2 separate regions of the Homo sapiens genome follow, and region 2 is linked to region 1. The links are chromatin loops, found by intact Hi-C in ENCODE. Cell type or tissue: mammary epithelial cell. All regions are shown on one strand. Each heading gives the region's core, and the rest is flanking DNA. Links, peaks and the distances in the headings are about the cores only.

Evidence for each region. Peaks named below come from ENCODE experiments on the same cell type or tissue, not always from the same donor. Only the 100,000 strongest peaks of a DNase experiment are listed, where the experiment ranks them.
Region 2: it touches region 1 in a loop (2.5-fold over the local background); 1 of 110 quality-filtered maps calls a loop at or near these places.

What each region holds. Positions count from the first base shown.
Region 1 is chr5:38,262,930-38,269,030 of GRCh38, forward strand. All of the region lies in intron 1 of EGFLAM (EGF like, fibronectin type III and laminin G domains), which reads left to right. Among named protein-coding and RNA genes, the nearest start is that of EGFLAM, 7.4 kb to the left of the region's middle. In mammary epithelial cell, for the core only: a CTCF peak has its summit at 2,825 (motif pointing right); no DNase peak of the experiment used is centred there.
Region 2 is chr5:38,344,063-38,349,797 of GRCh38, forward strand. The region is part of intron 3 of EGFLAM (EGF like, fibronectin type III and laminin G domains); the gene reads left to right. Among named protein-coding and RNA genes, the nearest start is that of EGFLAM-AS4, 56 kb to the left of the region's middle. In mammary epithelial cell, for the core only: no CTCF peak of the experiment used is centred there; DNase peaks (open chromatin) are centred at 3,129 and 3,459; H3K27ac peaks cover 714 bases.

The DNA of each region.
Region 1 (6,101 bases), core at 482-5,481:
CTTACATTCATACAATGTACGAATGTTCTAGCTGCTCCTAATCCTCTACAACACTTGGTAGAGTTTTTTTTTGGTTTTGTTTTAGTGATTCTATTCTAATAAGCATGTAATAGTATGTCATCACAGTTTTAGTTTGCATTTCTCTAATGACTAATTATATTGAACATTTAAAAAATTTATTTATTTGCCATCTTTTCTTTGGTGAAATCTTTGTTTAAATGTTTGGCTGATTTTTAAAACTTGGGATGTTTGCCGGGCATGGTGGCCCATGCCTGTAATCCCAGCACTTTGGAAGGCCAAGGTGGGCAGATCACTTGAAGCCAGGCGTTTGAGACCAGCCTGGCCAACATGGCAAAACCCCAGCTCTACAAAAAATACAAAAATTAGCCGGGCTTGGTGGCGCGTGCCTGTAGTCTCAGCTACTTGGGAGGCTGAGGCACGAGAATCACTTTACCCTCAGAGAGGGAGGTTACCATGAGCCAAGATCGCACCACTGCACTCCACCCTGGGTGACAGAGGAAGACTCTGTCTCAAAAAAAAGAAACAAAAAACATTGGGATGTTTATTTTCTTATGATTGAATTTTGAGTGTTTTTTGTATGTTCTGGATGCAAGTCCTTTATGAGATCTGTGTTTTGTAAATCTCGGCTTCTAGTATGTGGCTTGTCTTTTTATTTTCTTAATGGTGTCTTTCAAAATGTAGAAGATTTACATTTTGATAAAGTCTAATTTATCATTTTCTTAAATGGCTCGTGCTGTTTTTTTGAAAGCTTAACCCGTGGCTGCAAAGATGTTTCCCTATGTTTTATTGCAGAAGTTTTTTAGGTTTTACATTTAGGTCTATAATTCATTTTGAGTTAATTTTGTATGAGGTGTGAGATATAAGTCAAGGTTTATTTGCTTTTGTATGGATATCTTGGCTTTATTTTCTAAGCACTCTTATGCTTGGTGGTGGGAGGTGGTACATCAGAGGCAAAGGGATCTCCAGCTTGGAAGGCTTGCTGTAGCTCTCAAGCTACAGTGGCTGTGCCATTAAGACCTCCTCATTCCTATGCAGTAGATAGGGTATAGATCGTTTGTCTCTCTACAAGGTTCTGTCAGTGAAGTCAGACTTAGGGCTGACAGCCGTGGCATGTCTGGGAAGGATTCCTGGGGTTAAAGACCGGTGCTCCCAGGCTTAGAGCCTGGGGTTGCTCTTTGTTTATTTAGACAAGTCTCCTGACATTTATTAACTCTCTGGCACTAGGGGGGCTGGAGAACTGCACATGGGTCCTGCCTTTCCTCCTGCCTGTCCAGTTTGCCTGAGGTCCCAGGGTCAGTCGAAGAAGGTCAAGTCAGCGTTCAGAGTTCAAGGTTTTCCCTGGAGTATCTGGGTGTCCATAATCATCCTTAGCACGATGCAGCTCTCTCATCTTTTTCTTTCCACTTTGTCAGTATTTCTCTAGTGGTATAATCAAACTAAAATAAAGATGTAAGGAAAGTCAGGAAGCAAAAACAAAAGGCTGGAAGAGAAGGGTTAGCTTGTGGGCAATACATCTTGTTGGTTGCTGGTAGAGATACATGCACCTCTAGAGGCATTCTGCTGCTGCTAGTGTGAGGCTGAATGGCTAAGGGGCAGTGGCCAGGGATCAGGGGTCATCCTGGTCTACTTCCCCAGTGCCACCTTGATCTACCTGGAATTCACAAGAGACTGGTTAGTTCCTCACTTATAGCTCTCATCCAAGCCCTCTTCCCAAAGCATGGCAATTGGGGGAGATCTCTCATCTGTATGTTCCTTCCTGTCCCCTTTCCAGTCCACTGTACTCCATATCCCAGTGCTGATTCAGGCTGTCTCATTTATCAGGGAAATCTTTAGCTCACAAAAGCCGTGGGGCACTAGAAGCTAGGTGCTAGGGACCTAGCACACTCATCCCCAGCACCCAACTCCTAGCGCCCCACGCAATTCAGGCAGACAGAAATGTTTTCCTCTGATTCTTCACTCCATCACTGTGCTTCCCCTCCTATTGGTTTCAACATCTTATCTAATCTTCATAAGGAAGCACTTCTCTCTTTGACTCCATCTCTCTTTGTTAGTCTCACTCTTTCCATTAATTCTCTGTGAGAGGTAAAGAGACAGAGGAGTCAAGGTCAGGAGTAAGTGTAGTTTAATGTGAGGCAAGACTTGTTTTTCCGAATTCTTTCTCAGGGAAGAGTGGCTTGGCCAGAAAGGAGCTGAGTGGTGCTTTTTGTTCTTCTTACCCAGAGCCGAGGGCTTTAATAACCTTAGCATTCTTTGGGGAATAGTAGTCCATCTGTTTATGGCTTACTACAGCCCAAAAGTGGTCTAGTAATTTTGGCTAGATTTCTGGAAGACTGAGACTCAGCATCCGAGGCTGAGGTGGGACTCCAGCTTGCCCAGGGCTATCCTGTGGCTACCTCGTGTTCTCCTGCCTCACACCCTGGCAGGCCGGACTGTAGTGTTTCCCAGCTGACTGAATGATGTGATGTCTTGATTGCAGCAGAAAATCTTTTGAGTTGCTCAAGGCCCGTGTGCCTTGCCTTTGTTTTTGCATGTCAAGCTGCACATCTTAGAGATGCACCTGCTATTTCAGTTATCGAAAAAGGGAAAAGGTGAGGAGATATGGCAGCCTTTAGAGGAAATCCCCCAAACTCATCTTTGATTTCACTGATTGTGGACCTCGCCTTCGAGGAAGGACCCCAGGGTGTAGCTTCAGCCTCCTGAAATGAGCGGGGGTACTTTTGCTTCCTTGCAGAACCCCTCATGGGTTCTCATGCAGTGGCTTAGATGAGTCAAATAAAATTTCTGCCAGCAGAGGGCGCACATTCCAGAGCTGGCTCTGCGCGGGTCTCCGCCCTCAGCAGTAATTCCTGCACTAAGTGGATCTGAATTTTTAGAGTGCAATCCAGGCACCTGCCTTTTTAAACAAGAACCTCAGATGACTTGATGCACACTTTGAGACATGCCAAAAGAGAGTTTGGACTCTCCCACTGCCTCCCTCTCCCTGGTACCTCGACCCAGGTACTCTGTGTTATGCTGATCTTCACTGCTTCATACCTCCACGCCCAGCTGTGACTGCTGACGACAACATGTTGCTCTGGGCATCTGTATTTAACCAGAACAACCCTGTCCTTAGACTCTAAGCTGACCGGTGAAAGAGGGAAACCTTGCAATGGCGTTAACAAAAAGCCACGCTGTTCTCTATATAACCAACATTTTCCCCCCTTACCTCCCTCACCCCCAATCCCAAGCTTATTCTTTCAGCCTTCAAGGCTGGTTTCTCCTGGTGGAGCAGGAAGGCTTGGGTAAGAGCACATATTTTGATATTCCACACATTGGGGTTCAAGTTCTGACACTTTACAGCTACATGGTGACAGTGGGTCAGTTATATATGCTCCATAATCCTCAGTTTACTGATCTGTAAAAATAGGATAAAGAAAGACCCTACCATAAAATGTTCCAGGGAAGATCCAATACAGTAATGCATGTAGCAGGGCATTAAAAAGGATTAAAGACTGACATGTGAAGGCAATATTTAAGAAATTGGGATTGTTTAATCTGGACAAGGAAGAAAAACCTGAAAGAATTTCTATATTTCCAGGCATCAGAAGTAATAAACATAGACATTTATGATTTTATGTACTTTTATTCTTTTCTATAGGTATTAAGGTATGGTTACATGTGATGTAACTTGTATTGAATTGTAACATTTTTCAGACAAATGAATTAACAAATTAGAAAGACTCCCTGGTCAACCACATGCCTTGATTTTTGGTTTGGAAAATGAGGATGATTTTTGCCTGGTAATTGTCTTGGGGGAAGTTTTGCAGGATGTGGTAGGGCAGCAGCTGTTCCTAAAACAGAATTATCCAAACTGATATGTTACTGGGAGTCAGTGAAAGTCTCCATAAAGCCAGAGAGCTCAGAAATGGTCCAGGTTTTGCTCACTGATAAGTTGATTGGAGTAAATCAGGAATCACTGCTAGGGACATGGAAAAATAGACCGGGCTCACTCAGTCCATTTCCTATTGATGTTTCCTCAGCTGGAAAGAGCCCCCACTTATCCAAAGCAGGCTAGTGCTTTGAAAGAGCTGAAGTGCTACCTAAGGAGAGGATATGATCTAACAATAGTCATAGTAATTATTATTACTTTCACCAACCACACCGAGCAAGGATATACATCCCAGTGCTTTGATCTCATTTCCAGTATCCCCCTTATCTAAAGACACTTGACAATTCTTTCTTGTCTGACTCTGCAAGTCTTGAGCAATTTAAATTTTAACACTTGTGTTTGCTGACAGGGCACCCAAAATCCCAAATCAGATTTAATGCAATGTTAATGCTATTTATTTTTCTTGCTGCAATAAGTTTATATTAGCCATTTAGTGGCTTACATTGTGCAAAACGAGTTGTATCAGCAGGCACTTTTCTGTAACATCTGGGCACTTGGAAACATAATACTTAAATACAACCTGAGTTTAAAGCCTTCCACAGACAGATGGCTAATTTGATTGATCTAATCTTTCAGTTAGGAATAGATCCCATGATCCTTTGCTTGTAATTCTTGAGTGAGCAGATAAATAAAAAAATGGGTGATGGCTGTGAATTAGGCACCTGTTATATTGTCTGTAATTTATTTTTTAAGTACTTCAATATAAACAGTGACTCTACGAATTACTTTAATCTCTACCCTGGGGGAGCTTAGTTAACACTTGAAGTAATCCAGGCTAGAAGGCACCGCTCTGGCATAAGAATTTACAGCTATTTTCATCTCTTGGTGATTGTGCCATGCCAGTGGTTAGATATTTGGAACTTCACCTCTGTCTTAGGCAGGAATCCAGACTGATTAGTGATTATTTGAAGAACTTTACTATGACGTTCCAAGTGGCAGCAAATATACTTAGAATGATGTTATCAGATATTCACGCTAGAGGGTTCATTAATTAGCATAAATGATGTTAGATGCAATGTTTTTATTGGTGAAAATATGTGATTAACTAGAAAGATTATTCATGTCCCTCTATTTTTACGTGGACAAAGAGTAAGAATCCAGCAACTCCAGAAATCAAGCTACTTTCGAGTGGCTGAATACAGCTAGAGCTCCATTCATTTCTGTGTTTCCCTCACACAACAGTAGACTCATTTGCCTGGCCCCACCCGGCAAGATGGTTTGTTGATTTTTCCATTAGAATATTGATGTATCTCTCTCAGCAGATACAAGCAGTTGCTTGTATTAATTAGGGTAATTAGCATTACCTATTGTAATAAATCCAAATCTGGGTGGCTTGACACAAAATTTATTTTTTGGACTTAGTCTAAGTCCAAAGTGGATGTTCCTTTCTAGGAAGCCCACCTCAGCTGTCTTCCTCCAAAGGGTGACTTGAAGACTCAAGTCATTCTGTCTTTAATCCCACCATCTTATAATACCACCATCTTTAAAATGGACCTCCAGGGTGGGAGGTAAAGAAAAAGAAGTCTTGTGAGAGATTTTTCTGTGCCAAATCAGAATATGGTCATGTTGCCCTAACCCAACTATACGGTTTCTGGGAAATGTCGTTCAGTAGTGTGCACAGGAAGAAAAATAACTAGATGTGGTAGATTGTCTCTGATGCAGTGCTTTGGAGTTCCTGAAATGACAAGAGGAAACATCACCAAATTTACAGCAGCAGGTTGTATGATAATTTTCGTGGCTTCTTTCCCATGGATATTTTATACGTGGCAGAATTTGACTTGGAATTTGCTTTTGTTGTAGTGTACAACCTGGTTGAAAAGCAAATAGTTACCATCTACTTTTACTTGCTGGAGGCCACCACAATTTTAAAAAGGAATCTAAAAACTAAACAGTCAAATTGATTTAGGCCAGTTTGCAGTAAGGTTCAAAAATATGTATATGGGTAAGTGCATATGTGCTATATGTTACTATATATATTTCCTACATTTTACAAAAGGTAAAATTAATCCCTTTAAAAAAAGTTGGCCAGGCTCAGTGTCTCACACCTGTAATTGGGAGGCTGAGGTGGTGGGTGGATCGCTTCAGCCCAGGAGTTTGAGACCAGCCTGGGCAACATGGCGAAACCGCATCTCTACTAAAATACAAAAAATTA
Region 2 (5,735 bases), core at 349-5,348, 81 kb after region 1:
TCTAGCAGTAGGAGGAGAAAGAACAGCATCATGTAAGGAGGTAAAGGCAAGGTCTGAAATCAGAGTCAGAGACTTCAGTTCGGAACAATTCAACATGATTTTGTCAATGCAGAGTGAAAAGTATGCAGTAAAGAATAGTCTTGCTGGGCACGGTGGCCCACGCCTGTAATCCCAGCACTTTGGGAGGCTGAGGTGGGCAGATCACCTGAGGTCAGGAGTTTGAGACCAGCCTGGCCAATGTGGTGAAACCCCATCTCTACTAAAAATACAAAAATTAGCCAGGCATGGTGGTGCACGCTTGTAATCCCAGCTACTCAGGAGGCTGAGGCAAGAGAATCACTTGAACCTGGGAGGCAGTTGCAGTGAGCTGGGATCGCATCATTGCACTCCAGCCTGGGCAACAAGAGTGAAACTCTGTTTCAAAAAAAAAAAAAAAAAGAAGAGTCTCATCTTTTCTTGGGCTCTTCTTACATGGTAACCCAGGTTGCTTTTGTATATTGTGTCATGTATTTGATAGATATAAGTCTAACAGGCCAGAAACTCAAATTAACAGTGTTTCTAATGAGATGTGCATTTACATTCCTCCCATGGAACTGTCTGGATGTCACCTTCTGTTGGCTTCACTTGATCAGAGGGCCAGGCTCCTTCCAACCCATTGTTCTGCCAACCCCTTGTGTCCTCCTGCCCATGGTCCAGAATGGCTTAAGCTGCCACATCCACACTCTAGCCAATAGATGAGGAAAAGAGGAAAGGAAACACACTCCTTCCTTTTAAGGGATATCTCAAAAGTTGGCCTCAGCATTCTCACTCACAACCTATTGGACAGAATCTAGCCATAGGACCACACTTGGAAAGGAGGCTGAGAATGTAGTCTTTGAGTGGCCCAACTGAAATATGGGGATTCTATTATGAGAAAGGAGAGAATGGATACTGAGAGACGAGTCATCCAGGTGACAGACTGTGAATGGAGGGAATGGAAAAGGCAGTTGAACATCTGAAAAACCAGGTGCTCATTTCAGAACTAGTTAGTGATGCTGTGTCTACGAGTCAGATAATTAGAACCGTATAAAGTCATGGTGTGTTTCATGAGGGAAATCAGACCAACTGTTGCCCACAAGGGCAGTTACAGAAACTCTCTGAATCCAGTCTCATTGTCTGTAAAATGGAGATAATAGGACTGACCTCTTAGAGTTGTTGTGAAGATTAAAGGAAATGATGGCGTACAGAGATTTTATAAATTCCAAAATGCTATATAAATGAAAACTATAATGATGATACCAATTGTAAGATGAAAGTTTATTGTTCTGGCAATCTGTGAAGAAGGCAAGAGTCCTGAAAGTCGCCTGAGCTTTCTCACCGGGCTCAGTGACCAGCCTTGATTTTCTCTTCTATAGATGTGAATTCACTGCTCGCATAAAGCCACCAGCGGTGTTGAGCAGACAAAGGGGTTTTACATTCCAGAAAGAACCAGGCAAACACCAAGTAGGGGGTATTTTGCAGCAAAGCACTCAGCTTCACCCAAAAAATGGTGGAGGAAGGGCCTAGGGGAGACTGTTGAGGTCACTCTGGCCTCTACTCCAAGAAAGCAATTCCCACGACTCTGTTTCTCACTAACTTGTGTAGAAATGAAGTGCAGGAGAGATAAACATCTTGACTTGTCTTCAGACTTCCACAAGGCAACAAAACAAAGCAAAAGACTGTTTCTCTACTTTGAAAAGAGCATGTTCAGCATCTGCCCTAGTTTGATGCCAGGCTGAAGTGGTGATGGTAAGACCTTTAAGGACAGAAATACAAAGATTTATGCTGTGTGGTATTTTACTACAAATTGCAAGGGTTATCACAAGTTACAATACATTGAGGATTCCATTTGAGAGGAGAGATGTCAGGGGAGGAAGTGAAGGTGAAATCACTGAATTCAACACGTTTCTGTGGCCCTGACCACTCAGCCCCCTTGATTTTTACCATTATGCCACTTTCCGGAGTGTCAGTGCAGGAAAAGAGACAGACGGGAAACAGCCAGCTTCAGGGAAGGTCACCCTCTACCCCTCAGAATGCACCCAAGCTGAAGGTAGCACTAATCTTCCATATCCAGTAAAGAGTTCCAGAATTTTTTGATCTATATATGGAACTACAAATACGATTTTGCTTGGTTTTCAGTGGTAACATTTAAATTTCTAATACGTTAACTTCCATGGTCGTAAAGTAATAATAATCTAGTTTCCAGTGATTATGGTAAATATTGTTTGTTGTTGATTTAAACATTATTTAATATTTTTTGTACATGTACTGGCCAATTAGAACTTGGGCATTGGTGTCAAACGGAGAAAGGCTCAAATCCCTATTTTGCCACTGACTAAATCTTGAGCAAATTGTGAACTTTTCAGGGCTTAGGTTTTCTCCTCTGTAAATGAAAATAAGAGTGATACCTACCTCACGGAACTGAAGGAAGAATTAAATAAAGCTATACATAGCCTTCTTTCCCTTTGTTCATGAAACAGAGGAAACACCCATCACTGGTAATTAATGGTAGCTGTGTTTGGTATTAAGTGATATCTACAATACTGTCTGAATCCATATCACCACCTATACTTCATCCAGCATCATGACTTCCCAGGAGTAAAGGATCCTAAAGCAAAACTGGGAGAGTGCTGTGTTGGTTTGAAAGTGTTTCTGCTTCCTTGAGGAAAGCCTGGAGTGTTAGTCGGGAGAGGAGTGAGAACAGAGGGTTGGATCCACCTGTTGCCTCCAGTCTCTTAACCACCAAACTTGACGTGAAACCTGGAGACAGAAGGTGAAGCTCAGGAGCACAGATGTGAGGAAGTAGAGCTGGAGAGGGGATCTGAAGGCAGGTCCACATGTGCAGCAAAGGCCCCTTGTGAAGCCACATGTAGGGTGGAGTGGAGGTGGGTGGGAGGGAGGGGCAGACTGAAGACCCAGGCAAAGAGTCAAAGGGGCCGTAACTTGGGCACCAAGGTGGAAATGGGATGAGGGAACAGGTCTGAAAGGCATGGTGGGGTGGCTGGAGGGAGGTGGGCAGGAGAGTCAGTCCTGTCCCTGGAGGTGCTAATCCAAGGCCTGGGGCAGGAGTACTGATGCTGTGAGTCAAGATGCAGGGCTCAGTAGTATCGGCTGGCTTCTTGATGAGGTCATCTGTTTACATGAGACATCTTGGCTTGATTTCTTTCTTTAATCATTCATTAGTTCATTTATTCATTCATCAAGAAGCATTGCTTGAGCATTTGCTAGATGTCTGGTAATACTATGCTAAGCTTTGGGATGCCAGGGGAATAAGAACTTGCTTACTGGCTTCAAGTGGGTGGGGACAAGGTGACAAATCAACTGATAATTAAAATACAAGGTGAGCATTGCTCAGATTGGGGTGCACCAAGGACACCAGGGCAGCCTAGAGGAGGGGCACCTAACCAGACTGGGGCGGGGCCAGAGAAATGAGGTAACGTCTCAGCTGATCTGAGTCATGAAGAATGAGTAGGGGTGAGCCAGGCAGGAGTAGGGAGAAGGACATTTCATGTAGAGGGAGCAGCAGGTTCAAAGGCCCAGAGGCATTGAATGGCATAAATTTGAGCCCTGCCAAGTTCTTAAGTATGACTGGAATGTAGAATGTAAGGAGGGGACACGGTACGGGATGATGCTGGAAGGATAAACAGGGGGACAAAAACACGCTCTTCTAAGGGGTTTTAAAGTGTGAAGTACGTGATCAGATTGCATATTTAGAAAGATAAGTAGTATAGCACTGTGGAGTCCAGACTGGAGGTACAGGCAGTGCAGCATTGGTGGCAGGGGAATCAGAGCCCATTGTCATATTTATGAGGACTTGGTCTTCAAGGGCTGTAAGGATGAAATGACAGAAACACATTCAAGTGATATGAAAGAGGTGGAATCTGCTGCATAGGTAACTGATGAGATGGTGGTGAGGGGTGTAGAGTGAACTCATAGAGGAAAGCATCAAGAATTCTGGCCTTGGGTAATGAGAGAGAGAGAGAGAGAGAGAAGGCAAGCAGTGAAGCTATGTTTTGGTTTGGTTTTGGCAGTAGGAGGAGGAATGATTCATTGAGCTTTGGTTATGTTACACTTGGGGTGCTTGGTAGTCACTGGGTAGATGTTCAAGAGGCCCTCACAAATCCATGCCTGGAGACCAGGAGGCAGGCCAGAGCTAGAGGTGCAGAGTCACGAGGTGTCACCCTGAAGGTGGTGCCAGAAGCTAAGGGAGTGGGAGATGAGTTTACCCAAGCAAGACTACGAGGGAGAAGAGAAGATGGTGACAGGGCGAAATCCTGGGAAAGACCAATCCTTAGACGTAGCAGAGAAAGGGGGGTGGATGGAGGGTATTGGAAAGGAGGAACACGAGAAGTAGAAGGTGACCATGGAAGAGCAGAGTCATGATTTTCAACGGAGCCAAGAGATTGAAGAAGCAAGGGTGGACAATGGTATTGAAAGCTGCAGAGAGTCATTAAAGACTGAGATGCACTCACTGGATTCATTACAAAGTTGTTACGGTGCCTTGGTAAGAACATCTCAATAGGTTTGTAGTGAGAGTGGCCAGGTGGGCGTAAGTTCAGGAGTAAATAGGAGGTGAGGCAGCAAAGAGAACTTCAAGGAGGTTGCCTCTAAGGAGAGGAGCTAGGGGTGCAGGTATGGTAGGGAATTACTGTTTTTAAGGTGTGTGAGTCTTGAGCATAGTAAATACAGAAGGATCTGGTAGATACTGGATCTAGGGGGATCAGGACAATGAGAGGAGGGGGAACAGATGGGGCAGTTCAGGGCCTGAGAGATGAGCCAAGCTCTGGAACAGCAGTTCACAAACCTGGCTGCACATTAGAATCACCTGGAGGGCTTTAAACAAATAGACTCCTGGTTCTGTCCCCTGTAGATTCTGATTTAAGTGGTCTGGAGTGGAGTTCGGGCCTCAGTCGTTTAGATCACCGAGTGATTCTAATGTGTAATCAGGGTTTGAGAACTACTGTATTAAGTATTCATTAATTATTTGTTGAATGCTTTAAAAAATTGTAGGGATGCCCTTAATTCTTCTTAGAAACAATGGACGTTCAAACATCTGCAAAAGAGCTTGTGAAGAAAGTATAAGACATGGTCCCTGCTTTCAAGTTGCTTATAATCCCATAAGAGAAATAGTAACAGTTTTTAATAAATACAATGTAAATGTGTTAAAGTAGTGGCACAATTTTCATTAGGGTAAGATCACCAGACCTGCATGGTCAGGGAAGGTGTCAAAGGGAGGGCTTGGCCTTTGGAGTAGTCAGGGAGCCTAGGTAAGCAGAGAAGAGGAAGGTTCCCACATGCCCAAGACAATATCATGACCACTCATTTCCTGAGCACATCTTCCATACTGGCTGCTTTACACACAGTATCTCAAATGTTACAATCATGCAAGATGGTTATATGTCATGCCTGTTTTACAGAGGAAGAAACTGAGGCTTAATGAATTTAATATCAGCGACACAGCTAACAATAAGTGGCAGAATCAGGATTCAAGCCCAGGGCTGGTTGACTACAATGCCAGTGCCCTTTCCACTACAATGGGCTGCTGCTTCCCACCGATCAGACCCAGGCTCCCAATTACTATTTAGTGCTGTAGCTTTGGGGACACACCACTTTTGCCAAAGCTCAAGGTGGAGAAAGCCCTCTTCCGCTGGGGCTTCCTGCTCAGGGCCCTTTGTGCAGGGGAAGTACACACGCACACACACACACACACACACACA